4 separate regions of the Homo sapiens genome follow, and all the other regions are linked to region 1. A link is a loop called in an ENCODE intact Hi-C map of the cell type or tissue named here. Cell type or tissue: ascending aorta. All regions are shown on one strand.

Region 1 (5,000 bases):
TGCATTGAAGAAAGTCCTGACCTCATTCTGGGACCCTACAGAAGACCCTGGCATTCTCCACCCTGGCCACACTTGGAATTTCCTGGGGGAGCTTTGTAAAAAATGCAGCTGCCCTGGCCTCACTGTAGAACTTGGAGCCAATCATGAGAGCAGGGTCCAAGCAGGAGGCTCTCGGGAACCTCCCCTGTGACTCTGAGGCACAGCCCTGCTGGGCAACAGCTCAGTGAGCCTCTCCTGGCCCCCAGCTCTGTGCCCCCAGCCCAGTCCCTATAGACGTCCACATCCCTGGCATCACCTCCCCCAGTTCAAGATGGAGCTCACGTCCCTCCTGTGATTCTAAAGCCCTTCCCAGGCAGGTCCAGGTGTCTACCCCGGCCTTCCATCTGACTGCTCCCTGAGTGAGCCTGGAGGCCACAGGACGCCTCTTCCCACCCCATCCCCAGCAGCCGTGTGGCCCCTGCTTCCACACATAGGCATCACTCCTCCGTCTTGGGGATTATTGGTCTCAATCCCTTTTCAAATCCCTGCCCTGCTGCTACCCTATCTGGGCCTCCAGTTCCTTCTGTCAAAAATGCACTAATTGCTGCCCTCACCTGGTTTTGCAGCTGTGAGCACTGACCGAGTTAACATGTCCAAGTGCTTAGAGCAGGATCTGGCTGGCACTCAGCAAGTGCACCCTCAACACCAGTGATCGCTGGTATTATCGTAACGAGTATTTCATTTATTGCCCTGGACCCCCACTGAAAATAGGACACTTGCCAAAGGAGCTGTGTTTCCACCTCTGGCCCCTGGGAAGACAGAGGGCCCAAGCCTGGATTATCAGAACAGGGCAAGCCCCAGACACCGAGGAAGCTTTGAGGTTGGGCCAGTTATCCAAGCCTGGCTCGTCAGAGCCAAGGAGACTCATGTCTGGGTTGATCTGTAGGGAAACGCCCTCTCCTTACACAGGGAAGACAGAATGTGAGTTTGCTGGAGGCCCCACAGGACTGAGTCTGTCAGAGCACATATGAGAGAGAGCCAGGGCCTTGGTGGCAACATCTGGCCATGTGGATCCAGTTGTACCTGAGCTTTCAGTTTTGTAAGTCAACGCCCCTATGAACTTGACTGAACTTGAGTCATATTTCCATCTCGTGCATCCCTAAGGTCCCTGACTGATACGGAACCCAACCTCCCTTCAGCCCCGCCAGTGTATGGGGTGGTATCACACAGCTGCATTTGCACTGAAACGTCCTGGAGAGACCAGGGAAGTCCACGAAAGAAGAAGGGTTGCCCCAGGCTCGGGTACAGTGCCTCTAGTAGACTTACCCATAAATGCAATCTGGGTGGACTACAGCTGAGTCAGCCATGGGGGTTGGTCCCTCTGCCCTGCCACTGGGACTCCCCCACCTAGGAGCTTTGAAGAAGCAGGGCAGGGTGCTTGGCCACATGAGCTGTCACACGCCCACCAGCAATCTGGGAACTGGTACCCTGGCTGGGGTCAGGGAGCAAAGTGGACCCTCAGCCAGACCCAAAGCAGAGGCAGCAAGAGACCCCTCATGCTCCAAGGGGCTGCCCCTTCCCAGTGGGACTCAAGGTGCTCTTCTCACGGAGGCTTTCCAGCCTTCACAAATGCCTTGTGTCATTTGTTACTAGAGGCTGAGCTCAGGGTAACCAGCTATCAATTGCTTCCCAGGCTCCACGCACTTTCTTACCATTAGCTAAGCCCATTGCATTCAAACAGTTGAGTAACTCCCACCCAACATCATTCTAGCCACAAACTCGCAGCAGTTACCCTGAGAGAGCATGGCCACACTTCCTGCCTGCTAGGGCTAAAAATGGACACAGCACGCCGAGCCTGGCTGCTCCAATTTCCAAGATGCCAAGCCACTAAAGAAAGCATAACCTCCATAAAGCATTTACAAATTACTACTACACTGAAAAGGAAAAAAAAAAAATCCACTGCTAAGTAAAATAACCACGATTGATGTCACTGATTTCTACCCAGCACTGCCCATTCATTCAGGATGTGTATTTTGACATAACCAATAATAAATCATTTGTAAACAAAAGCATGCTGCACATAAGATGTTTCCACACGCTACTGCCTTCTCAAGCATCTCCTGGAAGTAATTTGCCAGGCGGAAACCACACCCAGAGGACTAGGGCCAAGCAGACAAAAGATGGATGCACAGTAATGAAGTCATAGCTTCTCACCTTCAGATCCTGCTAAAGGTTGGAGTGCACTTCTGTCTAAACAGATGAATAACCCGGGCTTTCTTCTTATGGATGCAGATGAGGGACCTCCATTTCCTGAGGCCCAGCACCATAAGCCGTGTTGCAGGCACAGGAAGGAGGGATAAGGGGTCAGTCCACTAGAGGCAGCACAGAACAGAACAGGAAGAAGGCAGCCCACGGGTGGCAGGAGCAGGCAGCGTGCCCCTGGGCAAGTCTCCCTTTCCTCATCTGCAGCTGGCCTCCAGCTCTGGCTCTAAATAAGGAGATGGAATTGTTCGCCAAACTTCTCAAATTGTTAACATCTAAAGCGCAAGGGTAGAATTTAACTTTGGTTTTTGGTGAACTGAAAGACTTGGACAAAAATTATGTTTCTAGTTATATTCAAACCTATGAGAAAGGTTATTGAGAAAATCACCAGAAATGAGTGAAATTTTCATTTTTATTTGAAGACAATGCATTGAAGGGCTGGTCCTTCAGTGTGCAATGAAGTCCATTTCCTGGGCACACCAATGGAGCCAAATCTGCCTCAGTCCTAGGCACTGCCCAGCACAGAATGGTACCTGGGTAAGGTCTGATGTGTAAAATAAAGGTACAAAATGAATTTTTGCATCTTCAAGATACACCTACAACTCCTATAATAGACTTGTCCATAAATGCACCCTGGGTTTCCAAGAACCATGACTTTGAGATGTGTTCCAGCCCAAGGAGGCCCCAGTTAAACTTCCCTCTTCCCTGAAGGGAAGATAACTCTTGCACTTCCCAGTCAGGCCAGTTCTTTGCAATTTTGCAAAAAGACTCCTTCATACTCCTTGAGAAATACACATCCACGCTCAACAGCCGTGGCTCTTCCTCGCGGGCAGGCCCTGCCTTTGCTCTTGCTGTCATTGTGTGTCTGTCCTCCGACTCTGCCAAAGTGACAACTGCCAGGATGCTGACTGGGCAGGGGTTGCCCAACAGCCATGAAGCCAGCCCTGGGACTTGGTTTGCATGAACAGCCAAGATTCTTTCAGCCTTTTCCCCAAGCTCCTTCAATAATTTTCATTTCTTCCATATAGATTTTCTCTCTTTTTTTTTTTTTTTTGAGATGGAGTCTCGCTCTGTCGCCCAGGCTGGAGTGCAGTGGCGTGATCTCGGCTCACTGCAAGCTCCGCCTCCCGGGTTCATGCCATTCTCCTGCCTCAGCTTCCTGAGTAGCTGGGACTACAGGCGCCCACCACCATGCTGGGCTATTTTTTGTGTGTTTTTAGTAGAGATGGGGTTTCACCGTGTTAGCCAGGATGGTCTTGATCTCCTGACCTCCTGATCTGGCCACCTCGGCCTCCAAAAGTGATGGTATTACAGGCGTGAGCCACTGCACCAGGCCGATTTTCTCCTTTTTTAAAGGAAGTTTAAAGGGGGTGCTCCAAGCCAGCCTGAGGTCTTTAGATAAGAGTCATGGGAGCCAGAGAGAGAGCAGGGTGACTCCTGTTTGTCCCCATCAGAGGCTGAGGGTCACCTCATGGAGCTTCTCGAGATCATTCTCACCTACTTTGTAAGTGGGAGCAGGAGACATCACCCCCTGTGAGCCGACTTCTCTGATGACAACAACCATCATTATATGGCTTTTTTTTTGAGATGGTGTCTCACTCTGTCACCCAGGCTGAGTGCAGTGGTGTGATCTCAGCTCACTGCAACCTCTGTGTCATGGGTTCAAGCGATTCTCCTGTCTCAGCCTCCCAAGTAGCTGGGATTACAGGTGCGTGCCAGCGTGCTCAGCTAATTTTTGTATTTTTAGTAGAGATGGGGTTTCACTATGTTGGCCCGGCTAGTTGTGAACTCCTGACCTCATGTGATCCACCTACCTTGGCCTCACAAAATGCTGGGATTACAGGTGTGAGCCACCGTGCCCAGCCTACATGGCATTTTATTAGGAATATTGTCTAGACCCTAAGAATGTACAGTGTAACCCAATTTTCAAAATAAAAAAAATTTTTTTGAGACAGGTTCTCGCTCTGTCACCAAGGCTGGAGTACAGTGGCATGATCATGGCAGCCTCGACCTCCTGGGCTCAAGTGATCCTCCTGCCTTAGCCCCCGGAGCAACTGGGACTACAGGCATGCACCATCATGCCTGGCTAATATTTTTTAGAGACAGTATCACTATGTCGCCCAGACTGGTCTCAAACTCCTAGCCTCAAGCAATCCTCCAACCTCAGCTTCCCAAAGTGTTGGGATTACAGGCATGAGCCACTGCACCTGGCCCTGTAAGCCAAATTTAACAGAAAGATGACAGTTTAGCGCAGTGAAGCACAAACATTGGCACCATCAGTTTCATGCTGAAAAACTCTCTTCGCTTCCCTTTGGACAGACCCTCCCTGCTGGAATCAGCTGCTTGGATTCCACATGTTGGAGCGGCTTCCCCCTCTGGCACCCTCAAACTCAGCTCACACCCTGGGCGCACCATCATCTCGTAAGCCTGTGTCTGGTCCGGATGCATCCAGTCACCCTGGCCGAAAACTGCGGGGCCTTGGTTCTCACTCTCATCCTCTCACCCACATGGTCATGTTGCCTATAAATCCAACCTGCTGAGTCGGTTTCCCCCGTCACCTCCATTCTGGCTTTCCACACACAGCCAGCAGGGGACCCCTTCTCAAACTCACAGCTGAGCATGCTGCTGGGCTCTGTGGGGCTGGCCAGGCCGCACAAAGGGGACACACCTGGAACCTGTGAGCCTCAGGATGGGGGGAGGGGTGTTAGGAAAGACTTGCTGAAACTATACAAATGACTGTGTGCACACATGCGTTTTTC
Region 2 (5,000 bases), 72 kb before region 1:
AGTTATGTGTCACACATCATATAAATTATGGATAAAGTAGAAAATGGGAGTTAGAGAAAACATGCACTCTCTGATAGCGCGAATTGTCAGGCCATTCTCCGAACTTGACTTTTCATTTCTCAAGATTAGTAGTTCATTTCCTTCTAACCACGTCTTAGAAGAAAACCCTTTCCTGGGGATTTAAGAAACTTAGAAGAGGAGCCCCTGGGTTGCTGTGACACCCCTGATGTAGTTCTCTGTCTTTCATAGACCTGAATACGCAATTTCAGTGAGTCTATTTCCTCAACCCTCTGCTCATTTTCAATCAGGACCCTAGATTCTGTGACCGGGGCAACTTCAAACTTTTTCAGATATCCCAGGCACACTGTGATATACACAGCAGACACATTAAAAAAATGCACTACAGCCTCACTGAAATAAAACAATTCTTATTTATTTTTTAGCTTTATGATGAATTTCAGAAAGGGGCTACTTGTTCTGGAGAAAAATGAAGACTCCCACTTACGCGGTTATTACAAATGCCTGGGCACGCACCTGGCTTTCTGACCACATATTTGAGTTTCTGAAGAGGTATTTGGATTTGTTGCATGATACTTAGTTTTCTGAATGGGGACTTGGATTCTAACCAGGTATTTGGGCTCCTGATGCTGTATTTGGATTTTAGACCTGGTACCTAGGTTTCTAGAGCAGGTGTCTGGCTTTCTGATGCAGGTGCATCAGCAAAAGGAGAGGCTCCAGGCCTGCGGTCTGGCCCTGAGGGTAACTCGGGTGTTTCCTGAGTGCCCCGAGGCCCAGGAGCGTTGGTGAGCAGCTGCCCTGAATAGGGGGCCTCTTCACCAGGGAAGCTCGGCTTCAGGAAGCCCCGAGCTGAGGCCCAAGATGCTGGGCTAAGAGCAAATCATTCCCAAAGAAAGAGACCCCCAGCTGCCACCCTTTGTATTTTCAGTGTGCTATGAATTTCGTGCGAGAACTTTTCAGTTTCTTCTGAGGGCCCAACCTGGATGGCGAGAACCCTAGAGCCTTGCAGAGGTGACTCCACTGAGCAGCTAGGGAGACGGATGTCCTTAGAAGAGGGGTGACCTGCTGACCCCCACGTGGTTGCTTAGCACAGACATTCGGTACCTGAGCCTCACAGGCCCCACCTCTGCTCCTTTTCTGGTCATGTTGTTTTCCCCATGACTAACTCCTGAGTGCTCCACCTGCCCCTCCAGCCTCCCTTTCTCACCCCTCTGATCTGCACCCCTCCTGCCACCTCCTTGCTAGCTGTGTTTCCCATCCTCTAGGTTCTTGGGTTCTACTGGGTAAAATCTGATCCTGGGGGCCCCGAGGTGCTGGGCACAGGGAGGAGCTTCAGCTGCTCACCCGGTGGGCTCACTGGTCAGTGCTCAGGACAGGCAGGAGGGACTCACTGTAAAGATAGGGCGGCCTGTGCTTCAGAGTCATCCTGAAGGAGTGGTGTTGAGGGGCCCAGGAGAGGGAACAGTTTGGTAAGGGGTGGGGCCCAAGACAGGAGCTACATAGCTCTGGTGGCCACAAGTACCTCCGGTGCTATTCTAATAAAGATTATGGATCAGAAAGGATTGCCAGATCCCTGCTGGACGGACAGAGGCCAGTCAGAGTCATCAGAGTGGACAGGGGTGAGACCCTGCGAACACTGTAGGGAAACACCTGATATTACCAGGCTTCCCATTAGGAAACCTCCCACGCGACTTCCCAAATGGATTGGATTTGTATTACCCCCAGAAAATGTTTCAAAAAATTGCACAACTTTGGAAAATATTTTTATAGAAAGAAATGTTTTTGAAAGCTGAATGAGACAGGCTCCTTTTCTAGAGAGCATTCCATTCATGATGGCGTCATGCTTGCCGTGTCTTAAGAGCCTAGGTCAGGTTAAACACCCTCTCTTAAGTGATATTAACATGCCTCCTTGTCTCAAACACTGAGAACCACATTACTCAGCTGGTATCAGAAAGAATTTTTTAAAGGAAAATGACTTAATTCTCAGCTCAGCAGGCGGAAAATATACAGCCGTGGGTAGTGAATCACTCATTAAAAATTAAGTCAGTCCGCCCACAACGGGAAACAGCATAACAGAATGTCGGTGTTGGCTTCAGATTGGAAGGAAGCCAAAAACAGGTTTTGAAAATAGTGATGCCTTTGAATTCGATCTTGCTCAAATAGTCTACTTTTGGGATTTCTAACTTCATCCCGGTGACATCCACTTTCCAGTGTGTCTTCTGTTGAGAACTCCCCTAAGAGGGGAACAGAGTGATATCGAGGGTTTCCATGGTTTCTGACGAGATGAAGTGGTTCACCTTCCCAGTGAATCACTTCTTCTAGCAACATAAACCATCACGCGGCCCCCGGAACCATTTGCCAGAATGGCCCTCAGAACAGTGGGAAAAATACCTTTGTTTTATTAACTAACATTTCTGTTTGAGTTTTAAAATCAAAGCCCACGGATTCTCAGCTTTTCCTTCCTGAATAGAAGCAACATTATAAAAAGGAAATGACCATATTTCAAATAAAAATTTTCCATTAATAAAATGCTTTTTAAAAAAATGTTCTTGCTTCTTTTGGAGAGCAGTGAGAGAGCAAAAACAAATGAGCGAGGCAGGAGGAGGAAGCCCCTAGGCCAGTGCTGCTTTCTCATAGGAAGATGACAAAACATTCACCCCAAAACATGCAGACACATCCTGCAAGACAAGGGGATGAGTGCGGCTGGTCCCCGTCATGGCCGACACATGCAGTAGTTACTTTCTGGGGATTTCTGTTGCTAACTCCAAATCCAGACCAGCACCACCCTAGAGCATAGAACTCTAGGTCTTGAAGATGTCTTTAAACAATTCTCACCCAGCCCTTTATGTTTTAGACCAAGAAGGTGTGACTCAGAGTGATGAAGTGACAAGTCTAAGTCACTCCGCTTTCTTTTCTTTTCTTTCTTTTTTTTTTTTTTTTTTTTTTGAGGTGGAGTCATGCTCTGTCACCCAGGCTGGAGTGCAACGGTGCAGTCTCGGCTCACTGCAACCTCCGCCTCCTGGGTTCAAGTGATTCTCCTGCCTCTGCCTCCTGAGTAGCTGAGATTACAGGCACGTGCCACCATGCCTGGCTAATTTTTGTATTTTTAGTGGAGATGAGGTTTTACCATACTGGCCAGGCTGCTCTCAAACTCCTGACCTCAAGTGATCCAACCACCTCAGCCTCCTAAAGTGCTGGGATTACAGAGGCCATTCAACTTTCCAGAACTAAAATCTTTCTAATCAATCATTTTTCTAGGCTCCTGGGCAAAACACACATTTATACTTAGTAGAGAAAGGACTCAAACATTGGCTCTCTAAGCAATATTTCCTGAAATTAGAACTAGAATCAACCACTTCATTTTTCAATATCTTGCACAATTATAAGCTTGCAAGAGATACCTGATAAACCCGATAAACCCTCAGTGAGCGAATGAACAAATTACTGGCTGTGCTGGAAGGAAACATGCCAAGTGTGTGAAAAGAGATTAGAAAGCTGGATTTGGTCAGCAGATAACATGCAGAAATAATTGGGAACTCTGGCCAAGATCAACTCAAGTGATCATAAAACTGTTCCAAAATATAATTATCAACCAGCAAACCGTTTGCAGAATCCACAGGATATGTTCTTATTTGTTAATGTTCTCTGTCACTTGCATAACTGTCAAATAATATTTTTCATAACGGAAAAGTTTTTCTTTTGGCAGGTCTGAACTTCACCTTTGGTGGTGGTAATGAGAGCCGACTGTTTTTTCAGTTGGAGAGGAGCAGCGTTTCAGTCCGAGAGAGCACCGCTGGGGACTGGCACTTCCTTTCCACTGTCCTACAACTCACTTATCCAGCCTGCCTGGGTCTCTGTTTTCCCCTCTTTAAGGGAGAGGTGACAAGGCATGCCTGGACTGCTGCCTCTGCATGTTTAGGGGGCCCACTTGAGATCATGAATTTGAGCATGCTTTGTAAATAAGTGCTCCATATGTATGTGTCTTATCAGAAATGCAATTTTTGTTTAAGCATAAGGCATGTAAGTTATCTGGAAAAACAGGAAATAGAGCAAATCCTGTTTTTCTAAATAATAATTTCACAAACATGAGATTTAAAAAAATTCATTTCTCAGCAGCAACATGCTAACATGATAGCTTTAAATATATAATATGTATATGTAAAATATAATATATATAGCTTTAAGAAGCTATCTATATGTATATGTTATAGCACTTGAACATGAAATCTGCACCATTTCTGATAGCAGATGAATCTTGGTAGAGTTGTTTGAAATCAGTTAAATACTATCAACATATTTTTTAAAAGTTGTTAGAACTGAAACAGCCCTCATCATAAAATAAACACAAATCCAGTTTTCGTTTTTTTGCTTATGCTCATTTCTATTCAAAACAAGGAGAAAAGCTACCCAGAAAATCTATTACATGACATGTTTTTGTTCAGTAGTTCCACAGAGATCCTTCCTTTCTTACCATTTTAAATAATTTTTACCAAACTCTGCAACATAATAAGCAGTTTTAAAAAATGTTATTGTAGATTCGAGAGTATGTGTGCAGGTTTCTTACATGGGTACATTGCACAATGCTGGGCTTTGAGCTTCTATTGAACCTATCACCCCAATAGTGAACATAGTACCCAATAGAGAGTCTTTCAACCCTTGCTCTCCTCCCTCCCTCTTCCCTTTTGGAGTTCCCCGCATCTGTTGTTTCCATCTTTATGTTCATGTGTATGAGCAGCTTTAAAAAGTCACCGCAGGCCAGGTAGGGTGGCTCATGCCTGTAATCCCAGCACTTTGGGAGACCAAGGTGGGCGGATCACCTGAGGTCAGGAGTTCGAGACCAGCCTGGCCAATATGGCAAAACCCATCTCTACTAAAAACACAAAAATTAGCTGGGCATGGTGACAGGTGCCTGTAATCCCAGCTACTCAGGAGGTAGAGGCAGGAGAATCGCTTGAACCCTGGAGGCAAAGTTTGCGAAGAGC
Region 3 (5,000 bases), 93 kb before region 1:
ACTTCAAAGAATTGCCCCCATCTTCTGAAGAATGTTAATTGGGCCAAACAATGTGCATGCATTATTTATAACTGCTCCTCCGGTTGTTTGGGAGAACATTTGACCCCAAATTGCAACTAAGGAGAGAACGCTCCATATTTTATAACTCAGAGAAGCTGCTTCACAACCTCCCTGGACACCCCAGCTGTGAGGGGACGCACCCTCTGCCAGTGCCTGGAGGGGACCTGTGGAGCTGGGGTCCCTGCCAAAGCCCTGGTCCTCATCAGACTTGTTAGGGTGGTGCATCTCCTGCTTTGCCAGCCAGTCTGGGACGGAGGATCAGAATCCTCATCTAGAACAGAGATGACCACGACCCAGAGAGGACAGGCAATTTGGCCTGAGGCACACTTCAAGAGAATGGCAGAGGTAGGGGCACATTGGGTCTTGTCTAATTCCGTGGTAGCCTCCTGCACGCACACATGCATGCATTCCACTACTTACTGGCACCTACTTGCATTCAAAGGTGAACACAACAAACACAGCCCTGCCTTCGGGAAACTCCCTCTACACACTGTCTTAGTCAGCCCAGCTGCCATAACAAAATATCTTAGACTGGGTAAACAACAGAAGCTCCTCACAGTTCTGAAAGCTGAGAAGTCCAGGATGAAGGTGCCAGCGGATGTGGTGTCTGGGGAGGGCCCTCTGCCTGTTCAAGACCTTTTTGCTGTGTCCTCAACAAATAGGTCCCCTGGAGCCTATTTTGTAAGGGCACTAATCCCATTCAAGAGGGCTCCACCTTCATGACCTAATCACCTCCCAAGGCCCCGCCTCCTCAACCCAGCACATTGGTGATCAGATTTCAGCATATAAATCTGGGGGGGGACACAGACATTCAGATCATAGCACATCCCTCCTCTGTCTACCATGTGACCGTTTAAAGGATTGCTTTTCTCAGCAGGTGCTGCCCCTTAAAGCTGCTGTCCATCAAACTCCTTTCTACTAGCAGCCCCCAGTGGCGCTCCAAGATAGGATTCTCCCTCCATTTCTAGATTATCCCAACAGGTTTCCTAACAGATCCCCCCAGCTATTTGTTTTGACCGCACACATTGAGAGCTGCAGGGCAACTTTATGTTTCCTCTACTCACGACTTCGGAGAACACTCTCTTTGCCACCCTCGACCCAGCTAACCGATGAGTTTCCATTTGGTAAGGCTACACACTTGAAGTAATACAGTTCCAGGGTTACGTTTTTCTTTACTGACACTCTGTTGGTAAACTACAGTCAACAGCATGTAATTATAGAAAATTATAATGCAGCACAGCAGTAACCCAAAAAGCTACCCTTTGGGAGTATTTTATTAAATAGACTCTTCTCTTTAATAGAAAATTCATGCCAATTTCATAACATGGCTTGCTCTCACAGTGGGAAGCACTACGGCGCTCATGAATTTTTAAAGAAATGCTGATTTTACTGACCAAGAGCCAGTAATAGAAATGTGTTTATTTGTTTAACAAATATTTACTGACTGTCTTCTGGATACAGAGCAGGGAAGGAGGCCTTGTTTAATTAACCAGATTCGACAACCTTGCTGCCTTCCAGGGATTTCTAGTCTAACTGGGAGACCACACTCCCCTGAAAAAGACTTCAGTGGGTTCAAGGTAGGGTTGTGGGGAGTGGCTGGTGCCAACCTTTTGAAAAATTACTGGAATCCTTGTATTTGACATAGGTGTCCTAGGTGCTGAATATGCCACCAGAGCTAGCCCCCACCTCTGCTCTTGTGAAGCTCCCAAGGACAGGAAATGATGCCTCGTCCATGCCTAGCAAGTAGCAGGTGCACCTTAATGACTCCTGAGCTGAGCAGAAACCCAGGCGTTCAACAGCACAGCTGTTAGGACAAAGCTGATGGCATGAGCCTCTCTCCCAAGGCTGGGTGGGTGCCTCGCTGCCATGGTGAGGAGCTTCATCTGGGGCTTCTCAGCAAAGCAAGGGTAGCAGGTGACACTGGATATTTACTAGCTCAGGCTCATGGGGAGGATGGGCCAGACCTCACAGGTGCAGGGCAAGGAGAAGTTTGGTTTATTGGCCAGGAAGTTGCTGGACTCTTGAGTGACCACAAGGTCAGATCTATCCTGGAGCATTTTATTGCCCTAAAATCACCCTTGAGTTGCAAAGGTGAGTTGCATTGGGAGGCTCCAGGAGGCGGCCAGCACTCTGAAAAGAGCCCCAACACAGGAGACAGGTGGACCTGGATTCACACCTGGGCTCACAATCTTGTCACTCTGAGCCAGGAGACAGGTGGACCTGGGTTCACACCCGGGCTCACAATCTTGTCACTCTGAGCCAGGAGACAGGTGGACCTGGGTTCACACCCAGGCTCACAATCTTGTCACTCTGAGCCAGGAGACAGGTGGACCTGGGTTCACACCTGGGCTGTCTATCTTGTCACCCTGGGCATGTCATCTGTCTCTTAGAGGTTTTTCCCTTCTCTGATCTTGGGACAGTTTCCGCCCTTAGGATGGGTGAGGACACAGGTGGACTCTCTGGCCCAGGTTCTGCTCTGAGCTGGTGGGAGGGGGACAGTGACAGCCACATTCCAGGTGTTTAGGCCACCGCCTGTGAACTGGCACGTGTGAGGCACCCACAGTTGCTGAGCTTGGCTGGGCACCAGCCATGGCACCCTCTTGGGGTGGAGGGGGGAGCCCCTAGGATGCTCACAGCCCAACAGGACAGATAGAGGAAGCATAGAGTGACAGGAGTGTCCTAAAAGGAATTTCTAGTGAAATGGTGTTATAACTTTGCATTTTATGGGCTCAACTTAGCACCTGAATTTGGAAGCATTAGGGATGGGGTCGGGCTACGGGGACGCTTCCGCGCATGCGCCAAGCTTGAAGCCCGGGTGCTATGCCAGAGGTGACCAGAAGGTGGCACCGTCGGGTAAGCCACAGGAACGTCTACCGCGCACCCGCCTGGTGCGCCCAGGCCACGCTCAGAACCTTCCTAACCCGCGCCTCCTCCGGGGTCCCCCAGTCACCTCAACCAGTATCCTTGCAGGATCACTCTAGAAACGTAACCACTTCACCAATGCCCAAACATTTGTTCTTAAATAGCTTTTCCTCTCCATTCACTCGCCGTGTTACAGTGATTAATTAGGAACTAGCATTCTAAGATTCATCTGAATTCCCAAAAGTCATCCTCACACCCATGTCCCAGCCTGGAATTTTACAATCTGTGGGTCTGTTATCTCTACCCCAGCCAAGAAATTTAACACCCAAATGGACTTTTCTTGCCTAGAATGACAGAGAGAATTACCCATTAAACCGCATGCCATGTTCAGGAAATTGGCTTTCTTCCCACGGAATCGATTCTTCCATAAATATTAAAATTAATTATTCTGGAGACTATAACTCAAAGTATGTACAAATGAAGTGTCATGCTTAGGACAGGGGTGGCAATTCAGGAAGACGGGTGGCTCCTGGGACACGAACCTTCTGCCTGCCTTCCGCTTAATGGATGGGTTACCAGCTGTTTAAGGAACCAGGGTTTAAGGCCGGGAGCAGTGGCTCACGCCTGTAATCCCAGCACTTTGGGAGGCCGAGGCAGGTGGATCACGAAGTCAGGAGATCAAGACCATCCTGGCTAACACGGTGAAACCCCATCTCGACTAAAAATACAAAAAATTAGCCGGGCGTGTCCGCGGGCACCTGTAGTCCCAGCTACTCAGGAGGCTGAGGCAGGAGAATGGTGTGAACCCGGGAGGCGGAGCTTGTAGTAAGCCAAGATCGCGCCACTGCCCTCACTGCCCTCCAGCCTGGGCGACAGAGCGAGACTCCATCTCAAAAGGAAAGAAAAGAAAAGAAAAGAAAAGAAAAGAAAAGAAAAGAAAAGAAAAGGAACAGGGTTTGACGGTTGTGGCTGGGGATCTAAAGTTGAGAGGAGAAGGAAGTAGGAGAGAGAAAAAGGCAGAGAGCACTGGGCTGGGAACCGCATGGTCTCTTCCCTGACCTGGTGGTGATGGGATCTGTGCCCCGGCAAAGGGAGGAGTTCTCATATTTCTCAGGCAAGAAAAAATTTCAATTCCCCAAGCCAAGCTATTCTCTGCTGTCTTTAGCAAAGGCTGGGCATACCTCAACCACCAGGCTTCAGAGTCCCTGGGCTCTGCCATTTTCTGTGTGTGGGCGCTCATGTACATTTGGCAACCTATAAAATGGGAAGTAATCTCTGGTGTGAGAACAGAGGGGCTACAAACCACCCCCACTCAGGTATCCAGGCTGGAAGGGCTGGGGACAAGTCGGCCTGGTTTACGGCCAGCAAAGGGCCTGGCACCCAGGGGCTGCCCAGAAGGACTTGAGGGATGAATAAGTGAGTGAGTGAATGAATGAATGAATGGCCCTCATCACTGTAAGATGTTCTATAAATAGGGTGACCACGTGCCCCTGTGAGTTCCAGACCATCTCAGCTCATGGTCATTGCTCAGTGCAATTATCAGTCTTGCCTGCTTTCTCTCATAAGGGTCAGGGCTTGGACGGTGACTCATATGTCCCCCTGACTCCTGGCCATGGAGGGGGGTGAGGCCACCACTCAGAAACAAGAGAGAAATGTTGTTGTCTTCATATGAAACGAGACTACAATTATGTGCTAAATAAATTTCCTCCATTTCATTGGTGATATTTAAACAATGAAGGAGCTGGGAAAGCCCAAGTTTTAAAACCTAAATGACTGAATTCTTTTCAGCATCTTTCAGGGCTGTCCTTTGCAGCACACGCACTGCAAAGAGCCTGGGCCACAAGTTCAGGACGACCCGAGCTCCAGTCCACCAGCCGTGTAGCTCTGGGCCAGCTCTTTCCGGCTCAGAGTAAAACAGGCACAATAGTGACCTCGCTGCACCTCGGGGGAAGCTCCACAGGGAAGAAGCATGCCCTTGGCACTGGCTGGCACACAGGGGGCCTTTGCAAATGTCAGCTCCGTGCCCTGAAGCAGAGACCAAGTCTCACAGAACCTGCCGCACCCTTCAGCTCTCCCCG
Region 4 (5,000 bases), 59 kb before region 1:
ACAAAACTAGATATTTTAAATCATATCAAATAAAGACTCTACAGCACACAATTAAAAGTTGTTATAAATTGTTATATTTTTAAAAAATTGTTTAAATGTATATTGTTATACATTTAAAAGCTGACCCATGAGGTGTGTTTGAAGCCCAAGAAGCAGAAAAAATACTTCTGGTAACTAAGGAATTTTAAGTCTATTTGGGCAAATCTACAGCTCAAATTATTCTTAATGGTGAAAGACTTAATACCTCTCCCCAGCACTGGGAACAAAGCAAGGATTTGTCCCACTCCTATTTAACATTATCCTGGAAATCATAGCCAATGCAATAAGTTAGGAAAAAGAATTAAAAGACATAAGCATTGAAAAGAAAAAAATAAAACTTTATTCTCAAATGACATAATAGTCTATGTAGAAAATCCCAAAGGATTCAAAAATAGCCACTAGAGGCAATATATGAGTTAAGGTCACAAGGTATAAAGTTACTAATACAAAAAAAAAAAAAAGGATTTGTATATGGAAACAACAATTATAAATAAAATTTAAAAGATAGTCTATATAATGCCAAAGCACCTACTGGGGCAGCTATATAAAACAACCGGGGAAAATCTGTTGAGTAACATATTAAAGCACAGAGGGTTTCCAGGGTGCAGTGGAACCCAGTATTACATAGAGCATGATGGCAGGGGACTGAGAGGGCATTGGTTTTTGGGCAAGAAATGATTACTTGAGGATCACTGCAGATAGGGGAACTGCTTTTTTGTAGGAATAACTTATTACAAGAGTCCATCCTTTCCACTCCCCAAAATGAACCAGAAAAGATGCTAAAAAGAGTGACTCGTGATGTTTGACTGGGGCCAAGCAAGGGAAGAAGCCAGGAATGGAAGTTATACCTCCAATATCTCAAGAGGATTGATAGAAATGATCAATCTTCCAATGCAATGCTGATTTATTTTAATGTAAAATAAAACCCAATGCCATGCAGAAGTTTCTGGAGCAGGGCTGCAGACAGTGGCAGCAGGCTTGAGTCAAACCAGACTAAAACCACATGGGAAAAGACCAATTTTGGTAGAACCTGTTGGCACTTTGCCAATGGTTGCACGATTGACAACCCCAATCAAACACAAATCATAACTTGAAATTAAACTTGCAGCTGATTTTTAAAAAATAAGGCAAGAATACACTGAACTCTTGCCTTATTGTGCAGCGGTGCAATCATGGCTCACTGCAGCCTCAACCTCCTGGGCTCAAGCAGTCCTCTTGCCTCAGCCTCCCAAGTAGCTGGGACTACAGGTGTGCACTACCACATTCCGCTAATTTTTGTACTACAAATAGATCAGGTATTTTATTGGTTTGTGGCTCACACATGATAGTAGGAAACCACAACTATCAGTTTCTTAAAGAATTAGAGCAAAAACCAATCATAATGTTCTCTAAAGTAAACCTTTACCAAGTGAAGACTTCCATTAGGCCAACACTGCGACGCTGATGGCTACTGTAATATTGAGCAACAAGTTGGAAACTGTGAAAGAGGCACATTTAAAAGCTGGGGGTTGGGGAGGTTGGTTTGAGCAGACAGATCCGTGAAGTGGGGTCAGTGAGAAGCTGACACAACATCCTTCCACTCATGGGAAAGCTTCCTGTTGTTCTCTTGAACGTTGTTGTCCTCCAGCAAGGGGAAGGAGAGATGAGCTTAGATTTCTCGGGCTGTGGAGTGCCCTGGGCACTGCTTATGGCATCTCTCCCACATCTAACAACTATCCTAGTAGGTAAGGCAAGACCCACTTTATTATTTTTAAATTTTTATTTGTTTATTTATTTTTTGAGATGGAGTCTCGCTCTGTAACCCAGGCTGGAGTGCAGTAGCGGGATCTTGGCTCACTGCAGCCCCTGCCTCCTGGGTTCAAGTGATTCTCCTGCCTCAGCCTCCTGAGTAGCTGGGATTACAGGCACACACCACCACACCTGGCTAATTTTTGTATATTTAGTAAAGATGGAGTTTCACCATGTTGGCCAGGCTGGTCTTCAACTCCTGACCTCAAGTGATCCACCCTCCTCGGCCTCCCAAAGAGCTGGGATTACAGGCATGAGTTACCAAGCCCGGCCGGTGAGACCCACTTTAAAGATGAGGACACTGAGGCTTGGTGAGGCTCTGGACCAGCATCACAGAGCGAGGAGACAGGGCAGCGGCAATGCCGGCCCGGGGCTGCTGAACCCACTCCTGGCTAGGCCTCCCGGAGGAAGCCATCCTACATTGCAATGTATGTTTGTCTGCTTGTTTTATTTTATTTTTTTTCTTAAACTGAGAGAGGGTCCCACTCTATAGTCCAGGCTGAAGTTCAGTGGCACGATCATATCTCACTGTAGGCTTGATGTCCTGGGCTCAAGCCGTCTTTCTGCCTCAGCCACCCCCCGAGTAGCTGGGACTACAGGTGTGCGCCACCATGTCCCACTAATTTTGTATTTTTTGTAGAGACAGGGTCTCCTGATGTTGCCCAGACTGGTCTCGAACTCCTGGGGTCAAGCGACCCAGCCACCTTGGCCTCCCAAAGTGCTGGCATTACAGGCGTGAGCCACTATACCCAGGCTTGTCTGCTTGTTTTTTTTTGTTTTTGTTTTGTTTTGCTTCTTTTGTCTATATCTCCTTCCTCCCAGTGAAGCTGTAATTCCTTTAGTGTAGGAATGGTGTAGGAAAGGCATTCTGCAGATGGCAATAATGATACTGGATTATTCCTTAAAATATTTTCCTGTCCTAGAGGATGCTCCATTATGTTCTCTCCTCCAGAAAGGAAAGCCCCGGGATGGCCATATATTTACTGTGGGAGAAGTGGGTCTTTGGAAGTAGCCTGGCCCACAGAGGCCTGGACCAGCCTGGCCACAGAGTTGGAGCTTTGGCTGGAGCTTTGGCTGGTGAGTCCCTGGAGCTCACAGCTGCAGCCACTCTGCTTCCAGGGAACAGAAGCAGGGAGGGAGCCCGACAAGGCCCTGGGAAAAAGCCATGGTGACAACATCGGAACAGGGGAAATCCACCCTTAGGAAGGGGGGCAGGGGCAGGCAAGGTCAGGCCAGTGAGGGCGCCCACAGGAAGTGGCCAGGCTGCTGGGTTGGGTCCTGATTACTCACAAGATATGGAAAGACGGAGCGACGTTATTGTGCATCCTAACCTTGCAAAGAAGAAAATAAAACTACAGCATTTAGAATCAGTCCCTCGGAACTATTCCATTTAAGGGAAACATTCAAATTACTTCTGAGATGAACAGAACTGGCCAATCTTTCCAAACTCGGACAAAAGGAAAATGCCTTTTACACACAACCTTGGCTTAAGGCGCCACAAGCATTCGAGTGGGCAGAATGTAGGTTGCTGAGTGGCTTGTGTAGCATGCGTATCTCCAAGCTAGTCTTTTAAACGAGTAGCAACCTTGAAGAATTTTTTGGAAGTGCATTTACATTTTATTTTAACATGTTTACATACATGTTTCTATGAGTATATCTAAAATGTGAACTTTTCATGATGTATTAAAATTTTATAAAGAAAGGATATGGAATAAAACTCCACTTCATGCAGTTAAATGCCAGAGATACTGACCTTGAAGCAGTCTTACTGTGAATGACCAGCTCCCGGAGCCAAGTTCCTCAATCCTGGCTGCCTTCTCTTGGACTCCAGTTTTTCCCAAAAGACACTGAGCTGTCCTGATCAATTAGGGCACTGGGGTAGCAAGAACTGTCATTCACCCTCAATCACAGTAACGCTTAAGCACCATGACTATGACCATTACTTTAGATGGACTGGTCAAAGAGCAGGATCATTACTCCAAATAAAAAAATAACAGAGACCTCATCACTTTAATTAAGTGTAGTGGGGAATGGACAGAACCGCAGCCACGGCCCCTGCGGCTGTCTCTGCATTCTATCGGACAACTTCATTCTGCTTCCAGTGGGTAATTCAAATGATGGAAGAAAGCAAAACGTTTCTGAATCATCTAGGCTTCAGATTCGCACTGATATCATACTCACAGCTTCCTTGTTTACCTTCCAGGCAACAGTAAAGCTGTTAATGTCTATATTTTCTAATGCATGAAAGACAGGACAGAAGGAGCTACTGAACTTGGGGGAGGGAGCCCTCCCTGACATGAAGGAGTTTAGTAGAATCTTATCCTGCCTTCCCCACAGCGTTAAACCACCTTGAAAAGGAGATGAAATCTTTAAAACAATGTTGCTAAGCCTGGGGGAAGAAAAAGACCCATTTTTCTCAACCATCCTTTTTGCCAGTCTATGACAGACGAGCAGGACTTCTAAATATTTGGCAACTTTTAGAAATTATTCATGGGCAGCTGCTCAGCACAGATCCACGTGCATCCCTGCCTGCCTCTCAAACTCCCTCCTCCCCCGACCAAGGCACACACTCTCTAATTACTCCACGGTTGAGGCACCCTCTTTGGATTAGGAAACATGCAAATTAGAAAGCCAGACAAATCCTCCTTTGCAAGTACGAGTGTCTGCTGGTTTCCATACTGCCTCGTCTGTCTATGCCATTATTATCAGTATCAAATTTGGAAACATGGCAATTTGATTCCAGGCTCCCTTCCGAGGTGTAGGGGTGCCCTCCAAGCCCCAGAGGGGAGAGCTATGAATTTGTTCACCTCTTGGCGCTGGGCATGGACACTTCTCAGATACTGACAGTCACTGTCATGTTTTTTAAAAAAATCTTTGCCCTATGAGTAGCTTCTTGGCAGGGGATCTAGTGTTTGAGGACAGGGATGGACGGTGTTAACTGCCACCAAGAGAAGACCCTTGCAGAAGAAACAGCCACTGTAAGGACAGGAACTTCATGCCAGACTCCCCGCCAAGCACCCAACAGGGATCACTGCATCCTCTCAATACTCATATGAGGAGTTTGTTATTAGACCCACTTTGCAGAGGGGGAACTGAGGCTCAGAGATATAGGGTAGCTTGCCACAAGGACTCCCCACACTGGGTAGTGCAGTGGGACTTCAGAGCAGCAGTCC

The links. Hi-C counts contacts between places; a loop is a spot of excess contacts. Peaks named below come from ENCODE experiments on the same cell type or tissue, not always from the same donor. Only the 100,000 strongest peaks of a DNase experiment are listed, where the experiment ranks them.
Region 2: it touches region 1 in a loop (2.4-fold over the local background); 12 of 110 quality-filtered maps call a loop at or near these places.
Region 3: it touches region 1 in a loop (3-fold over the local background); 5 of 110 quality-filtered maps call a loop at or near these places.
Region 4: it touches region 1 in a loop (2.9-fold over the local background); 20 of 110 quality-filtered maps call a loop at or near these places.

Annotation. Positions count from the first base shown.
Region 1 is chr10:127,916,854-127,921,853 of GRCh38, reverse strand. All of the region lies in intron 1 of PTPRE (protein tyrosine phosphatase receptor type E), which reads right to left. Among named protein-coding and RNA genes, the nearest start is that of PTPRE, 12 kb to the right of the region's middle. In ascending aorta, a CTCF peak has its summit at 2,340; DNase peaks (open chromatin) are centred at 1,753, 2,363 and 3,113; H3K27ac peaks cover 3,233 bases.
Region 2 is chr10:127,988,376-127,993,375 of GRCh38, reverse strand. All of the region lies in intron 2 of PTPRE (protein tyrosine phosphatase receptor type E), which reads right to left. Among named protein-coding and RNA genes, the nearest start is that of PTPRE-AS1, 57 kb to the right of the region's middle. In ascending aorta, no CTCF peak of the experiment used is centred here; DNase peaks (open chromatin) are centred at 1,436, 1,955 and 2,355; H3K4me3 peaks cover 263 bases; H3K27ac peaks cover 2,446 bases.
Region 3 is chr10:128,009,415-128,014,414 of GRCh38, reverse strand. All of the region lies in intron 2 of PTPRE (protein tyrosine phosphatase receptor type E), which reads right to left. Among named protein-coding and RNA genes, the nearest start is that of AS-PTPRE, 51 kb to the left of the region's middle. In ascending aorta, a CTCF peak has its summit at 2,882 (motif pointing right); a DNase peak (open chromatin) is centred at 2,894.
Region 4 is chr10:127,975,839-127,980,838 of GRCh38, reverse strand. The region is part of intron 1 of PTPRE (protein tyrosine phosphatase receptor type E); the gene reads right to left. Among named protein-coding and RNA genes, the nearest start is that of PTPRE-AS1, 44 kb to the right of the region's middle. RefSeq lists an enhancer at 2,969-3,469. In ascending aorta, no CTCF peak of the experiment used is centred here; a DNase peak (open chromatin) is centred at 3,018; H3K4me3 peaks cover 798 bases; H3K27ac peaks cover 2,901 bases.